Regions from separate parts of the Homo sapiens genome. Here region 2 is linked to region 1. Evidence: chromatin loops called from intact Hi-C (ENCODE). Cell type or tissue: Calu3. All regions are shown on one strand. Each heading gives the region's core, and the rest is flanking DNA. Links, peaks and the distances in the headings are about the cores only.

Region 1 (8,352 bases), core at 112-8,111:
GGCCCATGGTATTCACTGCCCCATTATGGTGATGTTAACTTCAATCACTTTATTATCGGGTTAAGGTGCTGTCTATCAGAATGGTGTTTGCTAGTATAGGCAATGTCTGCCAATAATTTCAATGTAGTTATTACTTTTTCCCTCTGTAATGAAAAATATATTGGGGAAAGTTACATTGAGAATAACTAAATATCCTGTTGCTGCCTCGAATTTTTACACACTTCTTTTTGCACTTATTCATGATTCTTATGTGAATTCTTATGATGATTGCTAAATAGAGATTTTCTAGTTCCATATTTTCTTTACATTTATTAGTCGAGTTTCCACCTGAAAAACAGCTTTTTTCCACCTAATTATTTATTTATATCCTGGTAGACATATATTATTCAATGGGTTGTCATCCTTTATGTCATTACATATAATACATGTGAATATACATATATATGTATATATATTCTTTATATATATAAATATATATATTTGTATATATTTCTTTATATCTTTGATGCTCAAATTGTCCTGGATTTGAGTTAAGGGAGCTCCTTCAAGCTAGCTTCTACGTCCTTTTGATGTGTCTCCATAATTCTTTGAATACATCCCTAATTTCTGGCACAAGATGAGGTTTCATAATGATTTTCTACTTTCCCTCACTAGCCCTGGAATCAGTAATTTTCCTAAAATTCCTTTATTCCTTTGAGTGAAAAGTATTTAGAAGCCTAGATCATGGGCTAGGTCTTCTTCTTGTTGCTACTGGGTGTCATTGCTTCTAGGCCTTCTCAGCAGATAGCCTGGAAGTAGGACTTGAAATATTCATGAATGTATAATTATCTATATGAATAAATACATATAAAGGCATATATATTTATACATGTTTATGAGTATATGTGTCACTACATATCTATTTCTATTTTTATGCCTATCTATGTATCTAGCTATCCATCTTAAAACTCTTAAATTCAAACTGACGCCTCCAAAATCAACACCTTGGAGTTCATTCTATCTTCTCCCTTTTCCATATTTGTAATTCCCTTCTCTAATTTAGCAAAACTTAGTTACCATTGGCCACAATTTATTTTATTTCTTTGCTCACCTTAGAATATATAGAAACTAGTTTCCAAACTGTTAATCTAGGAATCTGAGCAAAAGCTACTCACTAGAATTGAATATTTGTTCAGAGTTGTCTTCAGACTCAGAGTACATAGTTCTAATAGTCAAGGTTCATATAGTTCAAAAGTTAACTGAGGTTCCCCCTAAGCTGTGTGGCCATGTTATTCATTTGAAATATGACTCTGTTCATGTTTTTGTTTTAGGTTTTTAGTTCTAGGAGTTTTTTCCTCCCATGCTTGTTAGTTTTCTATTCTTTTTAAAGTATGTATGTGAAACATTAAAAATTCCCAAAAGTCAGAACCATAAAATATTATACTCAAGAAGGTGTAAGTCCATCCTCCCTTTCTTCATAGAGCAGTTTTGAAGAGTAAATAATATTATAAATGTTTAGATTTTGCATTACCTGGCACATATTTAGGTCTCAAAAAATCTAATATAGCTATTCATCTAATAATCGCGCTTTTTCTATGTTCAATTACACACTCACTAAGTACTTCATACCTTTTTCTCAATGTATGAAACCAAATAAGAATGCACATATGTGAACAAAACTCTTCTAAAATTTTGGTATTTTAACTCTTACTAGCAAAATATTATTTGCAATCTTTCTCACAATTAATCACGAAACAAACTATTGTGTTTGATTTCCTAGCTAAGAAATAATGGCTTATTTCATTCCTTAAAAAGTAGAACATGAATGCTGCATGTGGCATAAGCACAGTGTTATTGCAGGAGTAATATAGAAAACATATCAGGGTCAGAACTCATTTAGTGGTGCCTTAAATGTGAAGAAAATAGCTGTAATTCTGCATAAATGTTATAATTGTTAGATTGCAGAGAAACAAAGAGTCCTGAGGCATGTCTGAAGAAATGAGCAGATTACATGCTTAACTAATTCTGGAAGATAAGGTTTCTAGATTAAGTCATGCTCTGCAAGGGAAACAAATAAAGCAAGCACTACATCATTAGAATCTATTTTATTTTAATGTATTTCTTTAAAGAGAAAGCTTTGATTCTGGAAATGTCTGACATTGCTGCATTTTTCTCATGAAGTCTTCTGTGCATACTTAACTAGTGATTCTAATACGTATATTTTACTAGTGATATTCAGTAAATATGTCAGAGAACAGATTTCTTCTCTTGGCTAAATGTTTGCAATAAAATTTCTGGATAAAATTTGAATTATTTTCCTATTTTGTGAATCATATATCCTTACTAAAGCATCTTTTTACTTCTTTTTTGATCATGTATAAAAGTTATTGAGTATCATAAGAAATTTTAAAACATTTTATTTTTATCACATAACAGGAATGGAATAAACCAAAAAAAAAGTATACTTAGAAAACTCTTAAATGACAATACAACTATGAATCTTAAACATTTTTGGGAAGCAAATAGAGATGACATATCAAGATCAAATTGTAAAATCCATGTAAGTATCACCAGCATGACAATCTTTCTAAGAGATGTTTACTTTTAGATATACTCCCTATATTCTTTATAGTATATAGAAACTTTCTTTGTCCATATCTTAATAGCAGGGTGAACTTAGAGGTAAGTTACAAGTTGCATACATTTAAATGTTAATTTTAATGCACCTTTGGTACACTTTATATTTTGAATTGAAGGGAAATTTTAATTCTGTAACATAAGTATCTTAATAGATACTTAATCATATATCCAGAGATATTAATAGATATCCAGTTTTACCCAGAATTTTCTTAAAGTAATACACAGATGCTTACTGATTGGTTAGTACCCTTCTTTCACATTTCTGAGGTCTCATCTTCCAAATGAGGTAGATTCAACAACGTTTCCAAGTTGTAGCTCCTCAGGACCCAAGTCCTCTCCATGCTGTGGCTAGGGCTTCCAAAGTCCCTCATTTCCCCACATCACCACTCCTCTTTAAGATCTCCTTCTTTCCTGATTTCTCATACAACTTTTTTATGCCCATCTCTGTCCTTGATGCTGGAGGGGGAAGTGAAACTGCCAAACATCATCACCAGGATGTGCATGAAATCCAACCACACATTGAACCCCAGATTTCCTTGGGCTCTTTTGAACACCCAATCTTTGGGTAAGATTATTTCTATGAAAATTTTGTTTCAACTTTCTAAACAATTGAACTGTAAATTTTACTGTAAGATTAGTGTGCGTCATTTAAAAAATTTTGTGTCTTCCGTGCGTTATGAGATATGTCCCATTCTGTAATCTCTGACCATGGAATCAAGCTTAAATTTCATGACCCTTTCTGAAATTACATAAGTGTCTTGAGTTTGTTTTTAACTGATATTCACCCGCCCCGCTTGTTGGTCTAAATGAAGAGGAAATTATCCTAATGACTTTATTTTCCTTCTTTAGATGAAATTGTTAGCATGGCAAGGAAAAAATATATTAGCTTTTCCATGTTTATTGCAATAAGATTTCCAGTAGATATCAGGATAATTTAAGGCTTCCGTTGCTACAGTTGCTTGCCTTTCTCTCTTCTGGTTTTGAAATTATCATTAGGAATAAAGAACTCATTGCTTTCTCCTAGCTAACCGTCTATAGCATAATACTAAATACCCTTTCAAAATGATGCTTCTATTTGCATTTATGTTACTTCATTCTACTAATTTTCCCTATGCTTTCACTCAAAAAGCTATGGATACCTCCACACTGTGTTTTTCGGTATTTCTCCCCGTGTTCTTCTGCTGGGATTTGAAAGTATACACTTGAACTTGAAATAAATAATAGTAATTCATGCAATGTAAGAAATATGCTGCTATTATAGGATAGGGAGAGAGATAACTTAGAAAGACATAATTTGTAACAATAAAAGTTTTGAGTATTTTTCCTTCTTGGCTGACTTCGTTAGTAACTATCATAGAAGCATTTGACACTTCATTTTAAAGTACAGTAGTCCCCCATTATTCTCCAGGGATATATTAGAAGACCCCCTAGTGATGCCTGGAACTGCAGATAGTACTGAACCCAATTGCTGTCAATCTTCCTGTTCATCTTCCACCTACAAATTTAATACTTATTCCACCTTAACTAAGCCCTTATCATACACTCTAGCCATAACTTTTATAGTGAAGTATGACAGCAAAGCTTGCATAATTTGTTTTCCTTCTTCCCGATTTCATGAATAGAAGACTCATTCTTACCATAGACATTAGCAACCTCAACCTCAGCATACTTTTTTTTTCTTTCCTTAAGTGGAGAACTTTCACTTTTTCCCTTAAAGGAAGCACTTCCCAGCTTCTGTTTGGCATATCCAAATTCTCACCAACATTACTATTGTGCTTTGGGGTTATTCTGAAGTCAATTAAGGGTTCCTTGAACACATGCACTGTGATATCACAGACAGTCAATCCATCACAGAGACGGATACTAAGTGACTCATGAGCAAATAGCGTGGACAGCTTGGATACACTGGACAAAGAAATAATTCACATCCTGGGCCTGTAGGAGCAGGATGGCATGAGATTTCATCAGCTACTCAGAATGATGTGCAACTGAAAACTTATGAGCTGTTTATTTCCAAAATTTTTTATTTAATATTTTCAAACTGCACGGTAACTAAAGCCATGAAAACCAAACCTTGAACAAGAGGGGAATGCTGTATATATGTCTGAATCATATTCCATTGGGAATAATTTACATAAGATATACAGCATAGCTATATCTGTATAAACAACACAGGTTTGAACTGTGCGAATCTTCTTACAGATGAAACTTAAGATTGTTAACTAAAAAAAAGATGGTAGAAAATTACATATAGTTTTATTTTATGTCTTAAATAATAATAATCAGGAAATTTGGATAAATATATAAAAAGTTATTAGCAGCCAGGCATGGTGACTCACTCCTGTAATCTCAACACTTTGGGAGGCTGAGACGGGCAGATCACCTGAGGGCAGGAGTTCAAGACCAGTCTAGCCAACGTGGTGAAACTCCGCCTCTACTAGAAATACAAAAATTAGCTGGACGTGGCAGCACATGCCTGTAGTCCCAGCTACTCATGAGGCTGAGGCAGGAGAATTGCTTGAACCCGGGAGGCAGAGGTTTCAATGAGTGGAGATTGCGCCAGTGTACTCCAGCTCATCAGCCTGGGTGACAGAGAGAGACTCCGTCCCAAAAAAAAAAAAAAAAAAAAAAAAAAAAAAAAAAAAAGGTTATTAGCAGCAATTAGTTTTATAAAGGTAGGAAGAATCTTTACTCAATAATTTTACTTTCTAACTTCACAATTTATGTAGTGTTTGAATGATTTACAGTTAGCAGTTATTACCTGTCTGAGTAGGAAAAGATAGAGATTTTCAAAAGACAAATTTTATTTTAAAAAGCCAAATGATGTAATGGAAAGTTGTGGAGTTTACAGTCAGAAAATGTAGCAGCCATCTAATCATATGACTTACTAGACTTAATTTATTCCTTCTGAGCCTCAGTATTCTTACCTGTAAAATATGATAATAATTACCAACCTAAAAGATTGTTCTGCAAGCAACATGTGAGAAATGTAAGCTGCAAATAGCAAGATACGTCTTCTGGTTTTGTATGTATGATTTTATACTGACTTACAGATACTTATAATTGAGAAAGAATGTGGTGGGGGGAAGGGTGGTAGTGAGTAGGACCATTTGTAAAATGATGAGAACAAAATTCAATAAAGAAAGCTCATGTTTCTGTGAAGTGGGCTTTTTTAGATTACACTAATAAGTGAGATCTAAGAGGACAGAGGGGAGGAAGAGTTATGGAGAAAGAGGAGCTGTTGATCCAGGGATAAAATTTCAGTTAAACTGGAGGAATAAGTTTTAGTAATCTATTGCACTGCATAGTGACTACAGATAATAATAATGTACTATATATTTCAAAATTGCTTATAATAGATTTTAATGTCTTCACCACAAAAAATCAGTTGCTGAGGTGATGAATACATTAATTAGACTGGTTAAAACTTTCTGCAATGTATAGATGGATGAAAACATCACATTGTACCCTATAAATACACACAATTATTAATTGTCATTTAAAAATAAACCAATAGAAAAAGAAAGCTCATGTTGAAAATTGAAGGCAGAAAGGGAAGGAAAATACAATGCAAATATACTGTAATACATTTTCAATCAAAGTAAAATAGCTATTCAGTGCTGAAAGTAAGGAGAAAGGGAATTGAAGAAAAAGTAACAAAGAAAACAAAAAGTCAAAAGTTGGGAAAAAAAAATAGATGGAGTTAATGACTCAGAGATTTTTAGAAATAGCACCAAGCTGTGAAGCCCAAGAATGGTCATTCAATTTGGAAAGGATGATCGAAGCCTCAATCACTTTTGTAGATTGATAATGACAGGATTAAAATATTTTTAAAGATTTTCACCACTTCCCAACCTCCTCCATTGGGAGGTTGGGAAGTGGTGAAAACTTAAACATAACCAAGTGTTGCAAGCAAAATTTGATCTACTGAATGTAATGCAGCTCTTCATGGCTTCAGGTTACGTGAGCAACAGGTATAAGCTAAGCTTTAGAGTAATATACAGATTTGTAATCTTGTGCCAATTGCTTTTCTTCCTTAAGTCTCATTTTCCTCATCTGTTAAATGAGGTTAAAAATAATAGCTATTCCATAAGGCTGTCAGGAGGAAATAATGTGTTGCTATACCTAAGACTGAATAAATGGTAAATATTGTTGTAGTTGTTGGAAAATTCTCCAGGCATTGTGCATCGATGATTTAAGAAGTTAGATATTCAAGTCAGGCGCTGTGGCTCACGCGTGAAATCCCAGCTACTTGGGAGGCTGAGGCAGGAGAATCACTTGAACCCAGGAGGCGGAGGATGCAGTGAGCTGAGATCGCACCACTGCACTCCAGTCTGGGCAGCAAGAGTGAAAGTCTGTGGAAAGAAAGAAAGAAAGAAAAAGAAAGAAAGAAAGAAAGAAAGAAAGAAAGAAAGAAAGAAAGAAAGAAAGAAAGAAAGAAGGAAGGAAGGAAGGAAGGAAGGAAGGAAGGAAGGAAGGAAGGAAGGAAGGAAGGAAGGAAGGAAGGAGAGGGAGGGAGGGAGGGAGGGAGGGAGGGAAGGAAGGAAGGAAGGAAGGAAGGAAGGAAGGAAGGAAGGAAGGAAGGAAGGAAGGAAGGGAGGAGAGAGGAAGGAAGGAAGGAAGGAAGGAAGGAAAAGAAAGAAATAGAGAGAGAGAAAGAAAGAAAAAGAAAGAAAGAAAGAAAGAGAAAGAGTTAGGTAAATATTCAGAGAGCTTCCATCTGCCCATAGAATGCAGGACTTCAATTCGCATCTTGAGAACTGAAATTGGTTACTTAGAACTGAGTGAACAAGTGTGTAGGCATGATGTAGATTTATTTATTTTTCTCTCAGGAGTTATTTTAACAATTTTGTTTTGAGACTTCTAACAGACTTTCTGGAGCTCTCCTACCAGCTGCTATTGTTCTGTGTCCCTTGCTGGCAAGTACTGTCTTTCAATAGAGATGAGCCAATTTATTTGATGCTGCCTCTGGAGAAGAGAGAAGCCCTTTGGGTACAAAGTGTGCCTGTCATGCAGATGGCTTCTCTAATCTAATGAGGTAGAGAGCTGAGCAGTCAGGAGAGGAAGGAGTGTTGGTAAAAGCAGAGTCTGTTCTCTGCACCCACTTCTCCCATCTATATATGAATAGTTAGTACAAGAGCCACTTTCTACAAGAATCTTTAAACTTTGACATGACTATCCTAAAGATGAGCACATCTGAGTCTGTGCATGGCTGGTGTATCAGTGCAGTCTGTTTGGACAGCCACTTTCCTCTGCCACAAGGTGTGTTTCCTTTTTATTCTTCGTGACAGTTTGGCTTATAAAGTCTTCCCTTATTGATGCAATTGTGAGAGAATAAATTTCATTCTTCCCCTGAATCTGTAACATCTTTAGAATATAATCTGAATATCAAAATTTAGGTTTTTGGTTTGGTTTTGTTTAATTAATTCATTTAACCATAAATACTTCTGTAATGAGAAACCAATTGTAGCTTATAGAATAACCTGATAGTGGTGATGAGGGAGACATAAGCCTGCTGCCTTAATGCTTTCTGTGCCTCAGTTTCCTCATGCATATAAGTGGGAAATATGTCACTATCTTTTACTGGTTTCATAGGATTATATTCAGTGCCAGTTATATTTGTTCTAAAACACTTGGATAGTTATTTGTGCCTTCAAAATTATCTAATGTCATATGAAAATACAAATTTTGAAAGGATACTATTGCAATGAGCTGTCAGTTTTAAATATTTTG
Region 2 (8,352 bases), core at 192-8,191, 130 kb after region 1:
ATGTAACAAACCTGCACATTGTGCACACGCACCCCAAAACTTAAAGTACAATAATAATAAAATTTAAAAAAATTCTTATATATATTATATAAATTCTTATGTATAAAATAATGCATATTAACTTTAATTAAAATTATTTTATAATATTGACAATTATTTAAAATATATATCACCAATAAAATATATTGATTTTTAATTAAAAATAATTAAAATTTATATATAAATAAACAACACTTATTTTTAAACAAACAATAAGTATTATTACATAAAACTTAGACTATATTATTGTAAAAATAAGTTGTTTTTGTGAACATTTGCCTTAATTGTTTTTGGAGTACCATGCATCATTTTATGAAGGCATGTTTCTGAAACAACCAAAGTTGTTGGTTGATTTTTGCTTTAGGCAATAATGATCATCCAGAAAAAAAATTCTCTTTTTCTTGAATTTATAATTTATCTTTAATCCTGATCTGTGTTCCCACACATAAGCCTAAGAGAGTTCATATATAGAAGGAAGGGAGTTGGGAAAGGAAAGGAAGCATTTATTGGGCTCTTGTTTTGTGTCAGCTGTTTAGTAGGCATTGAACTAAATTTCATTTAATTATTCAAAGAATTCTTCTGATGTTATAGTGGTTTTGCAGATGATGAAAATGTGGATTGAAAGGTTTATAAGGTTAGCTTACTTAGTATGCAGCAGAGTTGCCATTTAAACTCAGGTCTGTCTGATTTCTCCTTTTCAAGTTAGGACTCAACTAAACGGGGACAACTAGTGAAAGTAAGGCATATTTCACCTTCCTATATGAATGTCTATGCAAAATACTTAATGTGCACACGTTACTTTTCTTTTCTACTTATCATCAATAAATATTAGATTGCATCATGCATATTTGTCCTTCAGATGCTAAAAATAAACCATGGTAGGAGAATTTAATTATTAAAGACAGCAATCTTTTGATAGGAAAAGTAGAACCCAAATCAAAATGGATTATAGCCATAAGTATAAACATTCACCTAAAGGAGAAAAACAATATTTATTTTGTTTGTAAATAACAATACAGTGGACATTCACCATATATACTTAGATTTTTATACATGCTACATTATCTGGACTTATTTTCTTTAAAAACTTTGGTACAACTTTGGAAATTCATTCCTTTATCCTTCATTCTTTATTCAACAGCTGCTATTGATTACCCACTGTATACATAGTTCCAGGTGTTTTAGATATAGGAATAAATAAAGTATAGTCTCTGTCATCAAGTAGTTTATATTTTTAGTAATTACAAATATAGAAAAGTTTGCTTCATAAGGAGAATAAAAGTTATATTGACTATAAGTCATAGATTTTCTTTTCAAGCTACTCGTCTGTTTAACCATGATCAGATTAAATTATGTTTTTATTTGTCAAATGATTCAGTGTTTTGTCACTTTCCCTGGAAATTGAGTAAAATGGGTTTCCCACAATCATTATTATTCATGATAAATCTAAACCATATTTCATGATTTACAGTATTTTTTGATACACTAACAAAGGAGTCTTTTATAATCTTATTATAGCATAGTACTGGCTTTGAAAATTCTCTATATTCAAATGCCAGCTCCACCACTTATTAACTATGGGATGTAGGACAATTTTTTAGACCTCTGTGAGTTTTGATTTCTCCATTGAGTAATTGTGATATTCAAATGAGTCAAATATAGGCAATGTCTTTGTTTATATAAGTGTCTTGTTGATTGTAGTTACTGTATTCAAGTTAGCTATTATAATTAGTTGATAGAATTCAGTTCATTGTTTCTAAAACTTCTTATTAATCTTTGATTTGTAAGCTCTCATTGATATTAGTCTTTATTTTATTCTGAAAAACATTATCTTTCATGACTCTGATATGTAAGTTGTCTAGTCAAAAGAGATAAAGTGGAAATTATTTAACCAGCATTTACAGTTTTAAAGAAATCATGTAAAGTCCAAAGTTAATAAGACTTTAAATCAAATGATTTAGCTATATGAATTATTAGTTTTGATCTGCTATAACATTATGATTTATTTACTTGGCTACACCAGGGTTTTGCCTTGGGTTGCATTATTCTCCTTTGTAATTAAGAATGTTTGCACTGGATAAAAAACTGTATTCAAGTGCTATTTCTGCCACTTACTACCTGTGTGTCAGCAGGAAAACAAAATAAGCTGCCTCAATGTCCTCTTCTATAAAAATGAAAATGAATCCTATTTTATACGTTTCATATGAGAATAATGACATGTTTATTAACTGCTTATTACAGAAATTAATATAGTAACATAAGTAAAAATTATTGTTGTTATATTTGTTATTTAAAACATCTTAGTAATATCAAAGGGGCATTCTTTTCTTTCAAATTTATTTATTTATTATAAATTGACATCTTTTAAATTATAAAACATAGTCATGTACCACCTAACAAATTTCAGTCAATGATGGACTGCATATATAGCAGTGACACCTTAAGATTATAATATCAGATTTTTACTGTACCTTTTCTGTTAAGATGCACAGATACTTACCAATGTGTTATAATTGCCTACAGTATTCAGTACAGTGACATGTACAGGTTTGTAGCCCAAGAACAAAAGGCTAAACCATACAGCCTAGGTGTGAGGTAGACTGTACCATCTAGGTTAGTATAAGTACATGCTATGCTGTTCAGCAACAACAAAATTGCCTAATGATGCATTTCTCAGGATGTACCCCTGTTGTTGAGTGATTCATAACTGTATATAGAAGTCTAGATGGAATAAAGAGGAAGGGAAAGTGTGAGGGAAGAAAGAAAAGGAGAAAAGTCTGGTTGGAAATCTTTAACACAAGATGAAATTTCGATTTGATAGAGTAGGATGCAGGCTTGCTTTGGGAGGAGTCCATCAGGAGCCCTCTCCTTGAAGGCCTCTTCCTTCTTAAAGCAAACACAGAAATTAGACAATCTCAATAGCATGACTCACTTCCAGAAAGGTGGAGAGTAAAGCTTGAGACATTTTGACAGTCTTCGTGGCCCTAGAAGTAGGCTGAATCAGTATGCATCACGATGTGAAGGGTAGCAAAAATGCTTTCTATCTTATCATGAAATTATTTTCTTTGTAATAACAAAGGGGACCACTTCCTCCAGAGAAAATAGACCTAACCAAACTCTAGACTGAACAGATGTCCAGAAATAAATTACATCCCACACATTGTTATTACATGCACCATTTTAAAGTTAAGGGCAGTATGATGCCATTACATGGCAACTCTCATTTTAAAAAATAATAAAATTTTGTATGTGATGTCTGAAATTGAAATCACAGCATTATTCTTTTACCAAAGAAATCTCAGTTGACAAAGTTGCTTATTTTGCTGCATTTTTCCCTCATGATACAGAATACTGTTTCTCCTCATTTTAAAACCTCAATTAATTATCTTCAAATGAAAATTTTCATATTCACCATTTTAAGTGGTTTTGTTGTTTGAGTCATTCTTTTGCAAACACCATAAAAATCCCTTTACAGTCTGACATGGGCTATCAATCCTAACACCACTTCTCCTTTCAATGTAAAATCTTGTTATGCCTCTAAAGATGAGTATATCCCAGTCTTAGTAATAACTATTCCTGTTTCAGCAGAAAGTAATTCATAATAAGTATCTTAGCATTTTCCTCCTTTCCTTGGAATTGAATCATTACAAATACTGACAATTTTATTTCTTTTCTATTCTGAAAGATGAAAAATCTGGTTCAGCATATGCTCCATTGTACATTTGAGCAATCTATATCCTCTGTTCTTATGGTTAATATGAATTGCTTAATCCTGTGATTGTTTTTGTTTTCCATTTTCAAAGGAATCCTGGCAAAGCCTATGTTCATGAATTTGTACAAAATGTTTCAGACTAAGGAAAATGTCTCTAAACAAAAGCTCAAAATACATTGGTTTCTAACTCATATGACCCCCCCCAAATGATATTATACAATTTTTCAATAGTCTGAAATATATTATAAGAAATAATTCTTAGCAGTAGTTTTGCAAGTTGCTCAGGATTTTTGCTTATCCATTTTATATTTGCATGTGGCATTGACACAATTTGCTATAACATCTCCTAGGAAGTAATATATTTTTTTTAGGCATTTACTATTTGAGCTGTGAAGGTTAGTCTTAGATGTTCTTTCTCTTTTGTACTTTAAAATTTTTTTTCTAATTTTGCACAAGGTAAAAATGTTTTTAATACCCTCTATGTCTTAGACTCACCATGCAGGGGTGTCCAAGGGAGAGAGTACAGTCATGGGTTCTTAGTTTCTGTTTCTGGTTGGGCCAGTAAAACCCCTTCCTCATCCCTCCTTCCTGCTTACAATTAGACACAGAAACCAAAAATTATGGCTTCAGGCTGCTAAAAGCCTGAAACAAAACAAAATAAAAACAACAACAACAAAATAAGGCAGGTTGGACAAGCTCATGAGCATTACATATGTCACAACCTTTATAATAAATACCATTTTATTACAGAATGCAACAAAATAATTATTTGAATTATGCCTAGTAACATAATTCCAGAAAGAAATGGGTTTGGACAATTGTATATTTATGGATATATCCATTGTTCCCATTTTAAGAAGTGAACAATTATTAGTGTGTTTTTTTGAAAGGCAAAGCCAGATTTGTCATTAAATGAGACAGCTAAAAGAATGGAAGCAATACAAGCAGTCCCCAACTTATGAATGAGTTATATAACAAAATTCCTTTTAAGATGTTTTCTTTCCATTTTATAAGATGGATATTTATCGACAGTGGCCACACAAAAAAACCTGTGAAAACCCACAGCTTATGCTAAATGACAATATTTTTAGCATTGGTTATGGTGACTGTGTGAGTGAGAGGGACACAAGGAAAAACATGTTTCTCCATTTTTCCTGATACTCAGTTGACCCTGCCCAATATGTGAAAAATAACTAAAGCCAGCTTTTCACACAGCCTTCTCTCTCTTTGTCACCTTTGTTTTCTTCCTGAGGTAATGCTGTTTCCCAACTGATATTCTCTAGCTGCCTTTTCTTTAAAGTGGTTTTGGTTTCCAATTTTCTAACCCAACTTATCTCTTGATCAAAATGACTCAGTACAGCTGGTATGGGGAAATGTCTAAGAAAAAATAATTGGGCCAAAGTGTCCACACCAGCCCTGCATCTTGCATCCCCTCTGCTTCTCACTTCCCGACCCCCACACCACAATTGTTAATTTAAATAAACAAATAACTTAAGGAATTTCTGGCAGTGTGGGGTCCTGGAGTGATACATGTATAGATAGTATGGGTGAAGATATTTGGAGACAGGAACTGGGATAGGTGGGAATTCAGCCTTAAATGCAGCATCCCCTGCACTGCTCTTGAAGTGATACATTTTCTTCAATACTATACTTAGGAGCCTATAGTTTCTTTATTTTAATACATACACATTTTCCCAGTGGGTCTTGCAAAGCTTGTGATAGAAGATTTGTTAATGAGGTATGTATTAGTCTGTTCTCACACTGCTAATAAAGACATACCCAAGACTGGGTAATTTATAAAGGAAAGAGGTTTAATTGACTCACAGTTCCACATAGCTGGGGAGGCCTCACAATCATGCCAGAAGGTGAATGGGGGTCAAAGGCACATCTTACATGGCAGCAGGCAAGGGAGCACGTGCAGAGGAACTCCTTTTTATAAAACCATCAGATCTCATGAGACTTATTCACTGTCACGAGAACAGCATGGGAAAGACGCCCCCATAATTCAATGACCTCCCATTGGGTCTCTCCCACAACAGGTGGGAATTATGGGAGCTACAATTCAAGATGAAATTTGGGTGGGGACACAACCAAACCATATCAAGATGTAATAAGCTAGAGATAACTGCTTCATTTTTTCTAAAATGTAAAAGTAAATGTAAAATACATGATTATATAATATTGTTTACCTATATTTTAATTTTAATTCTTTTCAATACCTCAAATGTAAAACCATCCACTCATAAAGTAAATTTTAAGAGTTACCTCTATATGAAAGAAATCGTTATTTGTGTTAGTTATAACATTCCTTATACCTGGCCACCCAAAACAAGAAAATAATCAAGTTTTCAATTTTCAATTTTTTTATCATAACTCTGGATATAAATATAACTAAAATGTTTTCAGTAATAACTCCATGCACAATGATCAAACAAATGCTGTACTTGTTGTGGGCTGGCATCAACAATTATGAAAGTGGCTTGGTAAGGCCAGGCCAGACCTTTGTAACCAGTTATACCAGGCTACTGTTAGACAGCCCCAGATAGCCCATCCCTCTGCCTCAGGGCTTATGGAAACAGTGGATGTTGGTAACTGAACACTTACTCCCTGCTGCATGCTTCCCATGTCATTTCATTCCTGTGAAGTGCATTTTCATATCTATATTTCATAAATGAGGAGACAGATTCTGAAAGGCAAACCAACTTGCTCAAAATAACTAGCTTATATATTTTGAGCCAGATGCAGACTAAAGTCTGTGTAATGCTAAAACCTGTGCTCCTAGACATTATGCAAACTGTTTCATGGGCTTACACTGAAATAATATCTGATGAATTTCTCTTTGCATAAGAGAGTGAGCTCCACAAGTGTGGTAGGCAGAGCATCCTCCTATCTCAGAACCTGACACAGCGAAGGTGCTCAATGCTGGTTGAACCAAAGTGACAACTTGTTTATCCAGCTCTATCATAGCAGTAACTTTACTAAAAGTTCTCTGTTCCCTTACTTTTTTTCAGAAAAGTTATCCACGTCCCCAAACAAAACCTACGTCCCTGTAACAAAAAGCTTTTATTTTCAAGAGCTGTATCTTTAGCCATTTTTTTAATTGTGGTAAAATATATATAACATCAAATTTACCATTTTAACCATTTGAAAGTATACAGCTCAGTGGTATTAAGTACATTCACACTGTTGTTTGATCATCAGCATCAGCCACCCTCAGAATTTTTTCATCTTCCCAAAGTGAAACTCCGTACATATTAAACAGCAACTCCCCATTCCCCCTCCCTGCAGCCCCTGGCCATCACTATTTTACCTTCAGTCTTGATGAAACTGACTATTCTAACTACGTCATATAAGTGGAATTAAACAGTATTTTTCCTTTTGTAACTAGGTTATTTTGTATATTGTCAAGGTTTATCCTTATTGTAGCATGTGTCAAAATTTTCTTCCTAAGGCTGAATAATATTCCATTGTATGTATATATCACATTTTGTTTATCCATTTATCTGATGATTTATTGAGTAATGGAGTTGTCCAAAATGAAATCTTTTTGCCAATTCTTTGATGGAAAGATAAGATGCAAATATAGAAATGCAATGAGTTCATGATTTTTAGAACATCTCTCTTTTTATATCATAAGCCCTAAAATTAATCATGGAAAACTAGTTCAGTTTAGGCAATCAGCAAAAAAAAATAGATGGGCTTAAGATAATTTAGGATTTATGAGTTATAAATATGCCACATTTTAACTACTCAGGCTGGAATTAGCCTGTCTTCATTTGATTATCTGTTTTGATACATTGACTGTTCTTCAGAAGATTCGTGAAGTTAGGGTATTTAAAAATTGCCATTTCTCTAAAATTAAATAGAATAATAGGGAAGGGAGCATTGATTCTAAATAAGAATGCAAATTTATAGCCATCAAGTTTTCTACTACTACCATTTAACTTCTAATCAGCGTATTATGGAATATTCTTGTTCAAGAATTGGTGTCTGAACCTTAAGTCAATAAGAAGGAAATAATCTATACAGTTTTTAGTATTTTCAGCAGTTTTCCTTATGTGCTAACCAATAATTTTTTAGCTGGCATTTATCAATGCCAGAGACACGCTCATATACACATATTATATATCCTATAATACACAGCATTATCCTCTAATCCTCACACTGAAAAGTAGACATCATCACCATTTTACAAATGAGGAAGGAGAGGATCAGAAAGGTTAAGTGACTTTCTCAGTTAATAACTGGCAGAGTTGGCATTTGAGAACAGGACTTCTAGATACAAGGCTGCTGCTCTGTCACCTCACACTTCCCCTACATGTTGTGAATGGTGCTGGGCCACAAAAATGAATGGGACAGTCTCCACCCTGGAAAAATTTATATTATACTGGAATGGATGGGCATTTTTAACTAATTAAAATATAATAGTATGAAGATTAGAAGTTCTTTGGATGCCAGCAGGTAGACATAGCTTAACAGTGCCTGAAAAGCTTTGCAAAGGAAAGGGCATTCCATCTTGGCCTTACATGACTTCCTTCCATGCTGGTTTTCCATTTTAATTAGTAAAGAATTTAGTTAAGCACATGGGATGATTGGTTAAA

Evidence for each region. A loop is a pair of places that touch in the nucleus more often than their neighbours do. Peaks named below come from ENCODE experiments on the same cell type or tissue, not always from the same donor. Only the 100,000 strongest peaks of a DNase experiment are listed, where the experiment ranks them.
Region 2: a loop joins it to region 1, with 2.8 times the contacts of the local background. A loop is called at or near these places in 2 of 110 quality-filtered maps.

The regions. Positions count from the first base shown.
Region 1 is chr12:78,924,182-78,932,533 of GRCh38, forward strand. The region is part of intron 1 of SYT1 (synaptotagmin 1); the gene reads left to right. All of the region lies in intron 6 of LOC105369863 (a long non-coding RNA gene), which reads right to left. Among named protein-coding and RNA genes, the nearest start is that of SYT1, 64 kb to the left of the region's middle. In Calu3, for the core only: no CTCF peak of the experiment used is centred there; DNase peaks (open chromatin) are centred at 4,500 and 5,010.
Region 2 is chr12:79,053,456-79,061,807 of GRCh38, forward strand. All of the region lies in intron 3 of SYT1 (synaptotagmin 1), which reads left to right. The region is part of intron 3 of LOC105369863 (a long non-coding RNA gene); the gene reads right to left. Among named protein-coding and RNA genes, the nearest start is that of SYT1, 190 kb to the left of the region's middle. In Calu3, for the core only: no CTCF peak of the experiment used is centred there; a DNase peak (open chromatin) is centred at 5,086.